2 separate regions of the Homo sapiens genome follow, and region 1 is linked to region 2. A link is an interaction called in ENCODE POLR2A ChIA-PET data of the cell type or tissue named here. Cell type or tissue: endothelial cell of umbilical vein. All regions are shown on one strand. Each heading gives the region's core, and the rest is flanking DNA. Links, peaks and the distances in the headings are about the cores only.

The links. Peaks named below come from ENCODE experiments on the same cell type or tissue, not always from the same donor. Only the 100,000 strongest peaks of a DNase experiment are listed, where the experiment ranks them.
Region 1: POLR2A ChIA-PET joins it to region 2 with 5 read pairs; 1 of 35 experiments calls an interaction of 5 or more read pairs at or near these places.

Annotation. Positions count from the first base shown.
Region 1 is chr18:62,748,666-62,755,105 of GRCh38, forward strand. The region is part of intron 1 of PHLPP1 (PH domain and leucine rich repeat protein phosphatase 1); the gene reads left to right. Among named protein-coding and RNA genes, the nearest start is that of PHLPP1, 36 kb to the left of the region's middle. RefSeq lists enhancers at 2,296-3,192, 3,193-4,088. In endothelial cell of umbilical vein, for the core only: no CTCF peak of the experiment used is centred there; a DNase peak (open chromatin) is centred at 3,046; H3K27ac peaks cover 1,310 bases.
Region 2 is chr18:62,873,860-62,880,299 of GRCh38, forward strand. The region is part of intron 4 of PHLPP1 (PH domain and leucine rich repeat protein phosphatase 1); the gene reads left to right. Among named protein-coding and RNA genes, the nearest start is that of PHLPP1, 160 kb to the left of the region's middle. RefSeq lists enhancers at 3,763-4,263, 5,163-5,664, 5,665-6,164. In endothelial cell of umbilical vein, for the core only: no CTCF peak of the experiment used is centred there; a DNase peak (open chromatin) is centred at 3,792; H3K27ac peaks cover 1,905 bases.

The DNA.
Region 1 (6,440 bases), core at 1,255-5,254, 130 kb before region 2:
ATAGCTTTTTTGGGTTACTGTTTACTTGGTATATATTTTTTCCTTTATGGTCTTACTATATTGCCATAGTTGCCCTTCTTCTAAACAACATATAGCAGGTTTAAAATTTAATCTGAGAATCTATGGATTCAATCTATTTATATTTGGATTTGTTTACTTTTGACTTTGTGGCTCCCCCCAACACACACACCTTTTAAGGTTTTAATTTTCTCTTTTCTTGGTAGTGTGTTCTTTAGTTCTCATTTTACTGTCCATTCTTCTGGAAGTTTTATAATACATTATTTTAGTGGTTACCTTTAAATATTTAACTTCAAAATGTCACATAAAAAGCGTATAATCACCATTTCTTCAACATCCTTTCTTTAAAACAAAACCCCAAAAACAAAGACCTTAGAATACTTCAACTCTGATAACTCGTCTTCATTTGTAGGTGTTACACTTTTCTCTAGTGTTTTTGCTTTCTTACTTTTTTACTCCTGAAATTTTACATAATTATTATTATTTGGTCGGCACATGTTCAGATTTACCCAAAGGCTTGCTGGTATTCTAAATAAATGTATATATAAGGTTTTTTTTTTTTTTAAATTTAAGTTTTGCAGCCTCATATGACCAAACTCCAAACCTCCTGGGAGTGGGGGAAAAAAGACTCTTAAAAAAGATACCTACTTGCAAAAAGAATTTACTACAATATGGAAAAGTATGTGGGAGAAAGTATGTATTTCTAGAGACTTTGAGATAACATTTAACATTCTGGCTATTTAACTTCTTCCTTTTCTTCCTTTCAGTTTCTCTCTTTCCAGTTTCTGCCTTTCCCGTTGTATTATTCTGCTCAGGTTGTGATAGCAAAATACCACAAACTGGGTGGCTTAAACAACAGAAATTCGTTTTCTCCACAGTCTGGAGGCTAGAAGGCCAAGATGAAGGTGTTGGCAGGGTTGGTTTCTCCTGAGGCCTATTGGCATGCAGATGGCCACCTTCTCCCTTTGTCCTCACTTGGTGTTTCCAGCTGTGCCTGCACATCTCTGGTGTCTCTTGTGTGTCCAGATTTCTTCTTATAAGAATACCAGTCAGGGTTGGGCGCGGTGGCTCATGCCTGTAATCCCTCTTTGGGAAGCCGAAGCGGGTGGGTCACTTGAGGTCAGGAGTTCGAGACTAGCCTGGCCAACATGGTGAAACCTCGTCTTTACTAAAAATATAAAAATTAGCTGGGTATGGTGGCACATGCCTGTAGTTCTAGCTACTCAGGAGGCTGAGACGGGAGAATCTCTTAAACCCCGGAGGCGGAGATTGCAGTGAGCCAAGATGGCGCCACTGCACTCCAGCCTGGGCGACAGAGCGAGACTCCACCTCAAAACAAAAGCAAAAACAAAAAACAAAACAAAACAAAAAAAGAATACCAGTCAGATTGGGTTAAGGCCCACCCTAACAGCCTCATTTTAACCTTATCACCCCTCTAAAGACCCTGTCTCCAAATATAGTTACATTTTGAGGTACTGAGAGTTAGGGCTTCAGCATATAAATTATGAGGGAGGGGGACACAAATCAGCTTGAAACACCCATTTTTCATCTTTCTTTTGGCAAAGGGTGTTGTTATTACGTGCAGTTATGTGTTCACTGGAGATACATACAGAAGTAGTTCATGTCCTCATGAGGCTTTCACCTAGACAAGTCTAGTAATAATCTCTCTCTCTCTCTGTCTCTCCCTGCTCTCCCTCTCTCTCCATCCCTCTATACAGACACAATAGGGCACCTGCGGACTCCTATCAGACTTGTTGCTCTGTGATTACTAATATAGCCACTCTCTTTTACGTAGGAGAAAAAGAAAAAGCCTTTACAGTCTTCAAAACCCCGCACTTATATTTTTATAGTTTTTTTCAAAAGCTGTGCTCAGATTCAGCTTGTCTCAGATTGGACTGTTGACTTTTTGTCTTTTGCATTTATTGCCCTTCTTTTCTTTTTCCTGATTTCCAGCTACTTGTGAGACTTGTTGCTGTTGTGGAAGGAAACACTGTATTCTATAGTTTAACATAGGGAGGGTGAATTTCCTAGTTGTTTTTTTTTTTTTACAAGCTACTGGGTTCTCCACTTTCTTCTGTGATTCATTAATGTATTTTTTCTTGCTGCATTTCAAAAAACTCCCTGCTTTATTAAGGTTTAGGTGACAGGTCACCCCATTTTGGGTGAAACGCCTGGATGGAACAATTAAAGAGAAAATGAAAGGATTCAAGTACAATAGAGAGTGGGAAAAGAGAGAGAAATTTGTGGAGTTCATTTGTCTACATGTCTGTTCACGTTAAATACTGTTTCTCAGGTGTCCCTGATTCCTCAGGTGCCCAAAGTCCCAAAGTGAGAGATGCATTTTAAAAAACCAACACCAACAAAAAAGCAGTGTTAGCCACGTTTGATTTTTTCGGTACTGCAGCTGAGATGTCCGTGATCCATAGTGAATCTTGAATTGATTCTTAGAACTGCACATCTGAGATGTGTAAGAGGTTTTCCCCACTACTTATTCATAAGCCTAGTTGGCAGAATTGATCTGGAAACATTTCCTAGTATAATTATTATTTTCAAAAATAAATGTGAAGCATATAGAATGTTTGTGGGAGGAAGGGGGTAGTCTTTCCCTGTCCGAACTGTCTCTAAAACAAGTGATGTATATGGAAGTGTCCAAAGGAGTAAAACTTGAAGGTGGCTCGGAATTTGACCTCTAGGTAGGAGAGAATTTGTACTTCAACTTCCTCCTGCAATGTTTTTCTAAGAGTAAGAACAACATCATCTCAAGGGGGAAAATGGCAAGCATGCAGAGGAGAGTCATTTGGCCTTGTTAGTCCAGTCCAGCTCCTTGGAAAAGGCTTTCATTTGTATGCTGCCTAATTATACTGTAAAAGAAAAGACTGAATCCATTAACTAGCCAGGCCCTTTGTGTCGCTCCTGAATCCCTTTAATTTCGTGGCTGCATAGAAGCTTTATTCAGGGCATTCCTAGTCCTGCACTATCTTTCCTGTCTGGATGCCAGGCCCTATTCATGGTGTTCTCACTGCAGGAAGTTCTCACAGTCATTTGGGGTGGATGGAGGGGGAGGGGAAAGATGAGGGAAGGCAAAGGACTATGTGGGTCTTTCCCCTCCTCCATTTCCTGCTCTGCCCCTTAAAAACAAAACACCAAACAAAAAGCACACTCAGGAACATAGCTATAAAGGAGGGTCTTAAGTGACTCAGTGGATTGATAACTCCTGTTAACAGAAAATATGTCTTCTTCTGACATCTATTTACAAGTAGTACTAAAATACTCAGAAAAAGCTTTTCAGGTCATATGAGGGTAGGGGGCATTGGAATGGTAATGTGCTCCAAAGGAATTTATTCCTTACAGTGAATGTATTTTAAAGGATTTAAAAAGATTTTTATTTTTAAATTTTGTGTTTTCTTTTTTAGAGACAAGGTCTTGCTCTGTTGCCCAGGCTGGAGTGCAGTGGCATGAACATGCCTCCCTGCAGCCTTAAACACTTGGGCTCAGGCAGTCTTCTCGCTTTAGCCTCCTGAGTAGCTGGGACCACAGGCATGAGCACTGTGCCTGTCCAGGCCCCCCGCGCCCCCACCCAGTAAAGAATAGCTCTTAAGGTTGTGTTAGTAGTAAGTTGGGAGTTGACACAGAGAAGCAGGGTGTTCAAGCAAACATCTAAACATTTTAAAATCTAAACAGGAAGATAAAGAGGCTAAGGAATGCTTTTCTCTTCTGCATGGTCTTTAAAAGTAAGTATTATTTAGGTTTGGTTTAGAGTATGCGACCTTTTACAACAGACGCTGAATTGTTGTTATATCTCCAGTCTTTTCAAATAGATATGCAGATAAAGAGGGGAACTAGAATGATTTTGTTTTGTTTCGAGAGGCCAGTGTGGTAGAAAATAGATAAAGATGAGTGTAGATGGATTCTTGAGAATAGCATGGCACCAATTTTGAATTGCCAGGATGTTCTCTTGGTTAATAGTAGTTCTGTAACCCAAGGGAAGCTTGATCTTGTTGCGTTTTGTTTGCTTTGAATGAATACATTATCAGGGGATGGTCAAGGTTAGATTCCACTCTTGTTACATGTTCAATATCTTTTTCAAAACTTTTGGGATCATTTCAAGTGTCTGCTCTCTTACTGTCTCAGTAGATCCTTATTGAAGCTGACCATGCAGTTAAAAACAACAACAAAAAATCAAACAGCTTGTCAAATCCCTGAAAAATCTTCAGTAGACAATAAGTGTGAATAACTGGATGAAAACTAAATAAAAGTGGAGAGTGTAGTTGTGTGTTGTGCCATATTACTACTGTGACATACATTTAAAAATTATAAACAAAGAAAAATAGCTGTTTAAGGGTTATGACAAGAAGAATTCTGACATGTGGAACCCTTGACTAGATGCATAGGAAACCAGGTAATAGAATAAGGATGAAGAACTGAATATCAGTAGTTTGCATTGAGAGAAATAGTGCAGAGCTTTTTCTGTTTTGTTTTTTAGTGAGGTGGGCATGAGGATATGCTGCACATTTTATTATGGTTAAGGATGTTTTCTTAGGTAAAGTTCTCTTTTTTAATATGGGAAGCTGATGACAAAAAATGTTTTTAGTTCACAGTATTCTATATGATTTATCATTTTAATGTGCTCTTTTCTGATTTAATCAACTGAGTTTATATAAGTCACTTAAGAAGACTTTTACAATATGGTTTATATATAGAGTTTGATTAGAGGAAAATAACTGAAGGCTTGTTTTTATAATAGTAATATAATAACTATCATTTGTTGCACCCAGCAATGTCCCATAAGTTGCACAGGCACTTTGCATGCATTGCTGGCATCTGGTCCTGTTCCCTAGCAGATGTTTCTGTTCACTGCCTTCCTAAAAATTTAATCAGGTCACTGTAGATGTGTGTAGCTGCATTCAGGTGCTCTACTAAATAGTGGGACTTTAGAAATTCATTAGTTACTAAACATTGAGACAGGAGCATGCCCTGTCCATGCTGCCCACTCTAGGATGGGCTTCACCCTTCCTTTTCAGGATATAACATGTTACTATTGTTGATGTACCTTCCAACAAATTAGGCTAATAAAAGTATAATTTCCCTAAGATTATGACTTTTTAAAGTTTGCAGTTTATTTCTCTGCAAGTTCAATTAATGAAATTGACTGTTTTGTAAGATTTCTTACTATGGGCCAAAGAAAGAGAAACCATAGTAATTTTTGATCCTGTGAGATTGAGGCTATTGCTTTTCCTTGAAGTCAGCCCTTTTGGAGTTGGGTTGGTTATTTTCTTGAGCTGTCACCTATTCCTGATTGTCAATAAAGGCTGTGTGGTGAAAGCATTTTGTTACACCCATGTAACTAGCCCTTCAGCTTGTAGTTCCCACCCTGCTTGTCTTAAACACTTCAGCTGTTCTTCTGAACTGCTTTACCATCTTACCTTCTCCAAGGAAGTTGCCATTGTACTTTGTCTTAGATTCTGGCCTCTCAGTTGTGCCTGAATTACTTGCTCAGCTGTTCTGTTCTGCTGTGGAATTCTTTTCATCTTTGTGCAACAGGCATTCCCCATCACCTGTCTTGTCAGTCTGGCACACTGTGCTTGGAGACAAGACTAGGCAGTTGTTGGGTATGAATGTTGGGGTAGCAGTAGGGCATGTCTGTGTGTGCACAGGAATCTGTGCAGGGCACCTGTCTGCAAGTTGGCCACTCTTCTAGAGGTGTAGAGGCTGCAGTCTTCATACTTTTTTTCCCCTCCCAAACTGTTTCTCTGCCAGTTTCAGTGTAATAAAATGTGTTTGGCTTTCAGAGGCTTTCCGTTAAGAGGAACAAGAAGATTGCATTTTGCAGTTAACGCTGAGAGAGCAAGGTGTTTTTGCTTTGGGGAGCATCATGGAAAGGACTAGAAGGTGTTTGAGAAAGCTTCGTGTACTTTGGATCCACAGTATCAAAAGTAGGCCTCTCCAGACCCCTGAGGGAAATATCAGAAGGGAGGGCTGCTTAGCTATTGTATCAAAACGTAATGGAAGTCATTCCCCCTGTAATTTGCTATAAGGGTAACAATGATATATACAACATACCAGATTCCACATATAAATTAAGAGAGAAGAAATAGGATTGAGGATGTAATGTTCACGGCGTTACATTTCTGTAATGTTTAATAGAAAGTAGGAATTGCCATAGTCAGCTACACCTGGTGGTACATACCTGTAGTCCCAGCTACTTGGAAGGGTGAGGTGGGAGGATTGCTTGAGCCCAGGAGATCAAGGCCTGGGCAGCATAGCAATACCCTGTCTCTGAAAAAAAAGTGACTGTAGTCTTTCTAGGATTTCTAATATGTGTCTCCAGGACCACAGTAGGCTTCTTGACATTGACAGATTTTTGTCTTTGAGTTAGCCAGCTAGACAACAGCATTTTGAAGTAACTGACATAGTGAAATTAG
Region 2 (6,440 bases), core at 1,787-5,786:
AATAAATATGAGCTATGCATATACTTAAGAAAGATAAATAAAGGGCCGGATGCGGTGGCTCACGCTTGTAATCCCAGCACTTTGGGGGGCCAAGGCAGGTGGATCACGAGATCAGCAGTTCAAGACCAGCCTGACCAACACAGTGAAACCCCGTCTCTACTAAAAATACAAAAATTAGCTGGGCCGTGGTGGTGCATGCCTGTAATCCCAGCTACTCGTGAGGCTGAGACAGGAGAATCGCTTCAACCCGAGAGGTGGAGTTTGTGGTGAGCCGAGATCACGCCATTGCACTCCAGCCTGAGCAATCAGAACGAAACTCTGTCTCAAAAAAAAAAAAAAAAGATTAATAAAAACAAGTAAGATATAGGCCGGTTGAGGTGACTCACGCCTGTAATCCCAGCACTTTGGGAGGCCAAGGCAGGTAGATTACCTGAGGTCAGGAGTTTGCGACCAGCCTGACCAACATGTTGAAACCCTATCTCTACTAAAAATACACAAACTTAGCCGGGCATGGTGGTGCGCACCTGTAATCCCAGGTATTTGGGAGGCTGAGGCATGAGAATCGCCTGACCCTGGGAGACAGAGGTTGCAGTGAGCTGAGATTGCGCCACTGCACTCCAGCCTGGGTGACAGAGCAAGACTCCATCTCAAAAAACAAACAAAAAAGGGCAATTATTTACCAAGTTTTTCCAGTTCAGGTTGCTGGTGGCTGGAGCTTCTCCCGGCAGCTAAGAGTGCCAGACAGGAACCAGCCCTGGGTAGGACAGCATCCCATCACAGGGCGCGCACGCACGCGCGCACACACACACACACACACACACACACACACACACTCTCGCTCTCTGTCTCTCTCTGTCTCTCTCACTTGCCATGTGGACACACTGGTGAACGTAATGTGCACAGCTTTAGGATGTGGGAGGAAGTGAGTACCCCAAGAAAACCACACAGACGGAGGAGAATGGGCAAACTTCACACAGACAGCGATCCTCACCAGGAATTGATTTTTTTCCTCATTAACATTATAGCTAAATGACATTGAATGAAATGACATTGTTCGAGGACCTGCTATGTATCTGTAGAATTATTATGATTATGATTATGATTATTATATTTGAGACGGAGTCTCGCTCTGCCACTCAGGCTGGAGTACAGTGGCGCGATCTTGGCTCACTGCAACTTCCGCCTCCCGGGTTCAAGCGATTCTCATGCCTCAGCCTCCCGAGTAGCTGGGACTATAGGTGCGTGCCACCACTCCTGGCTAATTTTTTGTATTTTTAGTAGAGATGGAGTTTCACTGTGTTAGCCAGGATGGTCTCAGTCTCCTGACCTCATTATCTGCCCACCTCGGCCTCCTGAAGTGCTGGGATTACAGGCATGAGGCACCACGTCCGGCCTATAGAATTCTTAATGTGATTTTTATCATATATGATATGGAAATAGGACAAAAAAAAGTATACCACCAGCGTTTTTGTTTTTCTTAACATTCTCCTTTGGATATTGAATTTTGCCATTGTGTGTTACTATTGTCCCCTGACAGTTTTATAAAATTCTGTGTAATAGTTAAGCCTGTTTTTGTAAAGATACTGTGACTCATGGGAATAGCAGTATGGCCTTAACTTTTATCACCTTTGTTTTCTATATTTATCTTGTGTGCTCTGCTTGGCTTTGCATTCTGAGAGGGCAGGAATCAAGTCCCCCTCAGAGGTCATTACTGTTGCTAGGTGAGCATTAAATAGATACTCCATAAATGAACGCACTCTTGAGTGAATGGTGGGGGAAGTGCCTTTATTCATTCAATTTTATGTATTCTTCGCAAAAGGTATTTGTAGCAACTTCTTTGCAAAAGGTATTTGTAGCAACTTTTTTTTTTTTAATTTTGTTTTTTGAGATCAGAGTCTCACTCTATCCTCCCCCCGAGGTTGGAGTGCAGTGACACGATTTCAGCTCACTGCAACCTGTGCCTCCTGCGTTCAAGTGATTCTCCTGCCTCAGCCTCCTGAGTAGCTGGGATTACAGGTGCCCGCCACCACATCCGGCTAATTTTTGTATTTTTAGTAAAGACGGGGTTTCACCATGTTGGCCAGGCTGGTCTCGAACTCCTGACCTGAGATGATCTGCCTGCCTCAGCCTCCCAAAGTGCTGGGATTACAGGTGTGAGCCACTGTGCCCGGCCTGTAGCAACTTTTAGAAGGAAGTGAGACTGGTAATTTATCATTGTATTTCTCTTTGGTTGAAAGTATGATAAAAGACAATATGCACAGTGAGATGATTCAGAAAACCTTACGTAGAAAAATGTAAGAGAGGATTTGAAGTTGGAAAAGGAGATACTAGTTTTAAAATGGACCGTATGAAACTGGACTTCTAAAAAAAAATCTATGGTTTATTTTACCATTCTCTAAACTCACTTCACATTCTCTTGCCACTCATCTTGCAAGAATGTGCCCCAACTTTTACCTTTGACCACCTGCCGAACCCAGGCTCAACCTAGCGACTCCTACCCCACCCTTCAAAGTGTATTTGTAATGGCATTTTTTCCTTGAAGCTTTTAGTTACTTCTCAATTCCATGTGACCTTTTGCTCTTCTGAATTGTTCACTTTTTAAATATTTTTTGTACTTATCAATCCTTTTATAGTAAGCATCTAAAAATTTCTAAAATTGCCATCTACTGTAAAGTCCTTAATAAATACTCACTGAACTGAATTGTTGGTTTTCCCACCACCAAGGATAATCAAAATAATGTGATCATAAAACTTTAGGAAGAGAACATTTAGAAATGCTTTGAGCAGCGGAACCATTTCTTGTATTTAGTATTCAAGGTGACTATTTTAAGGGGACATCAGTCACTTAGAATGATTATTGATCAACCACATTGCATTATGTGGCACCTACATATCAGTTTCAAGGAACTCAGGCTTGTGTGATTGTGTCTTAGAGGCTGTGGTATAAATTGAGTAAGTTTTCACCTGAAATAAGTAAAGATGACTTGGGTCAAGAGGGGAGTGAATTCAACACTTGGAGGAAAGACTTGATTTGAGCTCTGATTAGATGTGAAATTTGGTTTAGCTGAAAATGGAGAGATGGAGGGGCAGGTCCTCTCATGCGAGAAAGAGGGAAAGAGTGAATGGAGTTGGGCGTGCAAGGATGTGGGCATAATAGAATGAAAGTATGAAGAAATGAGCGATGAGAAACTCCTAATTATGCATGGCATTTATCAAGTACCTCTCTTCTTAGAAAGCTCAAATTTCTACATTTTTGGTTCCCTTGGAGTAGAAAACAAATGACCTTATTTCCTATTCTGCTCTTCTGCTCTTTTGGGGATGTTGGCATTCCAGATGTAAAGTGATTAATGTTAATTACTTATCATTACCAAAAGCCCACATTTCCAGGTTTTATTGAAAGATTTTAGTTTTTGTTTTTATACATAATTCATGAAGACTTCTTTTAATGGAAATAGTGATAATTCATTAGCATAGTGAAATAAAGAGTGGCATGCTAAAACATTTTTGCAGTTCATTTGATCGATTTAAACAGCAGCGCTTAGAACAATTTCAGCTTCTTTGAAGACACTGCTGTATAAAAAACGTTAGAGGCAAGCCAGCTGCAGACTGCTGAAGAAAGAGTAAAGCCTATGTAAAAGAAAAACAGCACAAATGCTGCTCAGGGTTAGAGATAACCTTGGGAAGGAATTTCCACTACCAGGGTTCCATGAGGCTTGCCAAATGTTAAAGGAATTTCATGGAATGTATGGAATGTCTTTTTGTCAGTTAACTGTTCCCAGAACTGGAAGTTCCTTTCTTATACAGCTTTGCTTTTCAGATGGAATTGTGATCCTCTTGGGAAGCTTTCCATTTCACAAGATTCCCATTTTCCTTCCCAGAGAATTTGAGCAAAGCAGAGCCGGCAGGTGGTGCTTGGGGCTCCGTGATTATATAGCCTTTGGTTCTCTTCTTGCCTAATGCTGCCGACCTAATTTATGGCAATGATGGCCCATTTTCTTATTCCCTCATATAGTACATTTTGAAGACGGAGCTCAGAAACAAAATATCAGCCAGGCTATATTAAATTAGTTTGCCCTGTTGACTTTTTGGGATAGTTTAAGATGTTCTTTAACATTTATTCCCACTTAAATAGAAGGGAGAGAGGCTGGTATCTTCAAAAGCCTTGGCTTGATTCCAATTCAGTTATTGTATTCTGTCCACTTCCATTCTTTGAGCTCTGTGGAGCTCTTTGCCGTATTCTCTGAGCTTTAACTTAACTGCAAGAGTTTAATGCCAACACTGTATTTGTAGATATTTGCTATTCTGAGTGGTAATCAACTTTACTCTGCACAGCTCCTAGTGCATAGTAATAAGTATAGAGTAAAAGGACCAAACTGATGCTTATTTTGTTGATGGTGAAGTGTCATCATAACTTGGGACTTGGGAACATAATTAACATCTTTGCTGATGACTTCTGAAATAATTCTTTGGTTGCCGGTATGAGAATGCTGATGGAGACCAATACTCCTCTCCTCCCTCTCTCTGCTACTTCATGTCAAATAAACACATCTAATTCTGGAGCTCATTCAGACAACACACGCATGTCAGTTTTGAAAACTAAGGACCCATGAAAATGTCTGTTTTTATTTAGTGGCTGTAATTTTGATGTCACTCACCATGCTCTAAACTAATGGAGCTTTGAATGGGAGGAGTCACATTCCTCTTGTCATTTCTCTGGAGTGGTGAGGATGATGACACCAGAACTGGCAGGATATTTGACAGTGACCTCTGTAAAAGCAGGGCACACCCATTCCTCCCTGGTGATGTCTTTTGGACGTATAATTAATAAGAAAACCTTGGGGAAAGGCTGACTTTCTAAATAGCTGTTTTTTTCCCCTAATTTTAAACTTTGTCAGAATGCATATTTATACTCCTCATATTGTGTGTGTGTGTGTGTGTGTCTGGAAGTGCAACAAAGGGGAGATATTATCTGATACATGTGATAAATATGTGCATGTTCAGATGTACTATTTCATTCAATTCAAAGTTTTTCATAGGCAAATACCAGTGTCTTCTTGACATGCTCTGTGATTAGACTTTAAGCATTCTTTACAACCACAGGGCTTCTTTCTCCTTAATAATTTGGTCTACTTAATGTTTCCCAATTACCTTGTAGTTTTTGCTTTCCAAATCAGTGTTTCACAAAATGATTCATGAAATGCCTACATCAGAATCACCTGTAGTGTTTATTGGTGCTATGGTTTGAATGTGTCCTCCAAAGTTGATGTGTTGGAAACATAATCCCCCATGCAACAGTATTAAGAGGTGGGACTTTAAAGAGGTGATTAGGCCATGAGGGCTCTACCTTCATGAATGTATTAATGCCCATTATCAAAGGGCCTGAGGCTGTGAGTTTGCTCTCTTGCTCTTACTGCTCTTCTGCCATGGGATGACACAGCAAGAAGGCCCTCAACAGATGCCAGCATCTTGAAATTGGACTTCCCAACCTTCAGAACTGTGAGAAATCAATTTTTTCTTTATAAATTACCCAATGGTATTCTGGATATGTGTGTGTGTGTGTGTGTGTGTGTGTGTCAGAGTCTTACTCTGTCACCCAGGCTGGAGTGCAGTGGTGTGATCTCGGCTCACTGCAACCTCCGCCTCCTGGGTTCAAGCGATTCTCCCACCTCCGCCTCCTGAGTAGCTTGGATTACAGGCGTGTGCCACCACGCTGGGCTAATTGTTTGTATTTTTAGTAGACAGGGTTCACCGTGTTAGTCAGGATGGTCTCGATCTCCTGACCTCGTGATCTGCCCACCTTGGCCTCCCAAAGTACTGGGATTACAGGCGTGAGCCACTGTGCCCAGCTGGTATTCTGTTATAGCAACACAAAATAGACTAAGATAACTAGAAACACAGATGCCTGTTTTTCATCCCAGACCTGAATCAGAACTTACAGTGATGGGGCCCAAGAATCTGCATTATAACATTGCATGCTGAAGTTTGAGAAATAGCCATACCATACGATTCTTTTTAAATGGTCTGTCTTCCAGTCCCCCTCTGTCTATTGAACTCCTACTCATGTTCCTTAGGTAAAAGTTTTCACTTTTGTAAACACTCATGGTACTTCCTCCCCCCACCCCCCAATGCCGCCAGTAAGTTTTCAGTTTTCACCTTCTGCTTTATTTTATAAGAGCTTTGTTCTCAAATTGTTTCAAGTTCCTGGAGGGTGAAAACCATGTCTAAATCACATTTGTATACTTCCAGCACCTTTGTGCATAGTAAGAACTCAAGAAATGTTTAGTGAATAATGGTTCAACCCTAGCATCAGACTTTTATTATACCTAGGAAACTTTTGGGTGTTAGGGTTTTTTTTTTTTCCCCATTTAGCTGTGAGATATGCTTAGCCTATTTGTTATATGGTGTTTAGGCTACTGTCTAAGGACATTTTTATGACCTAA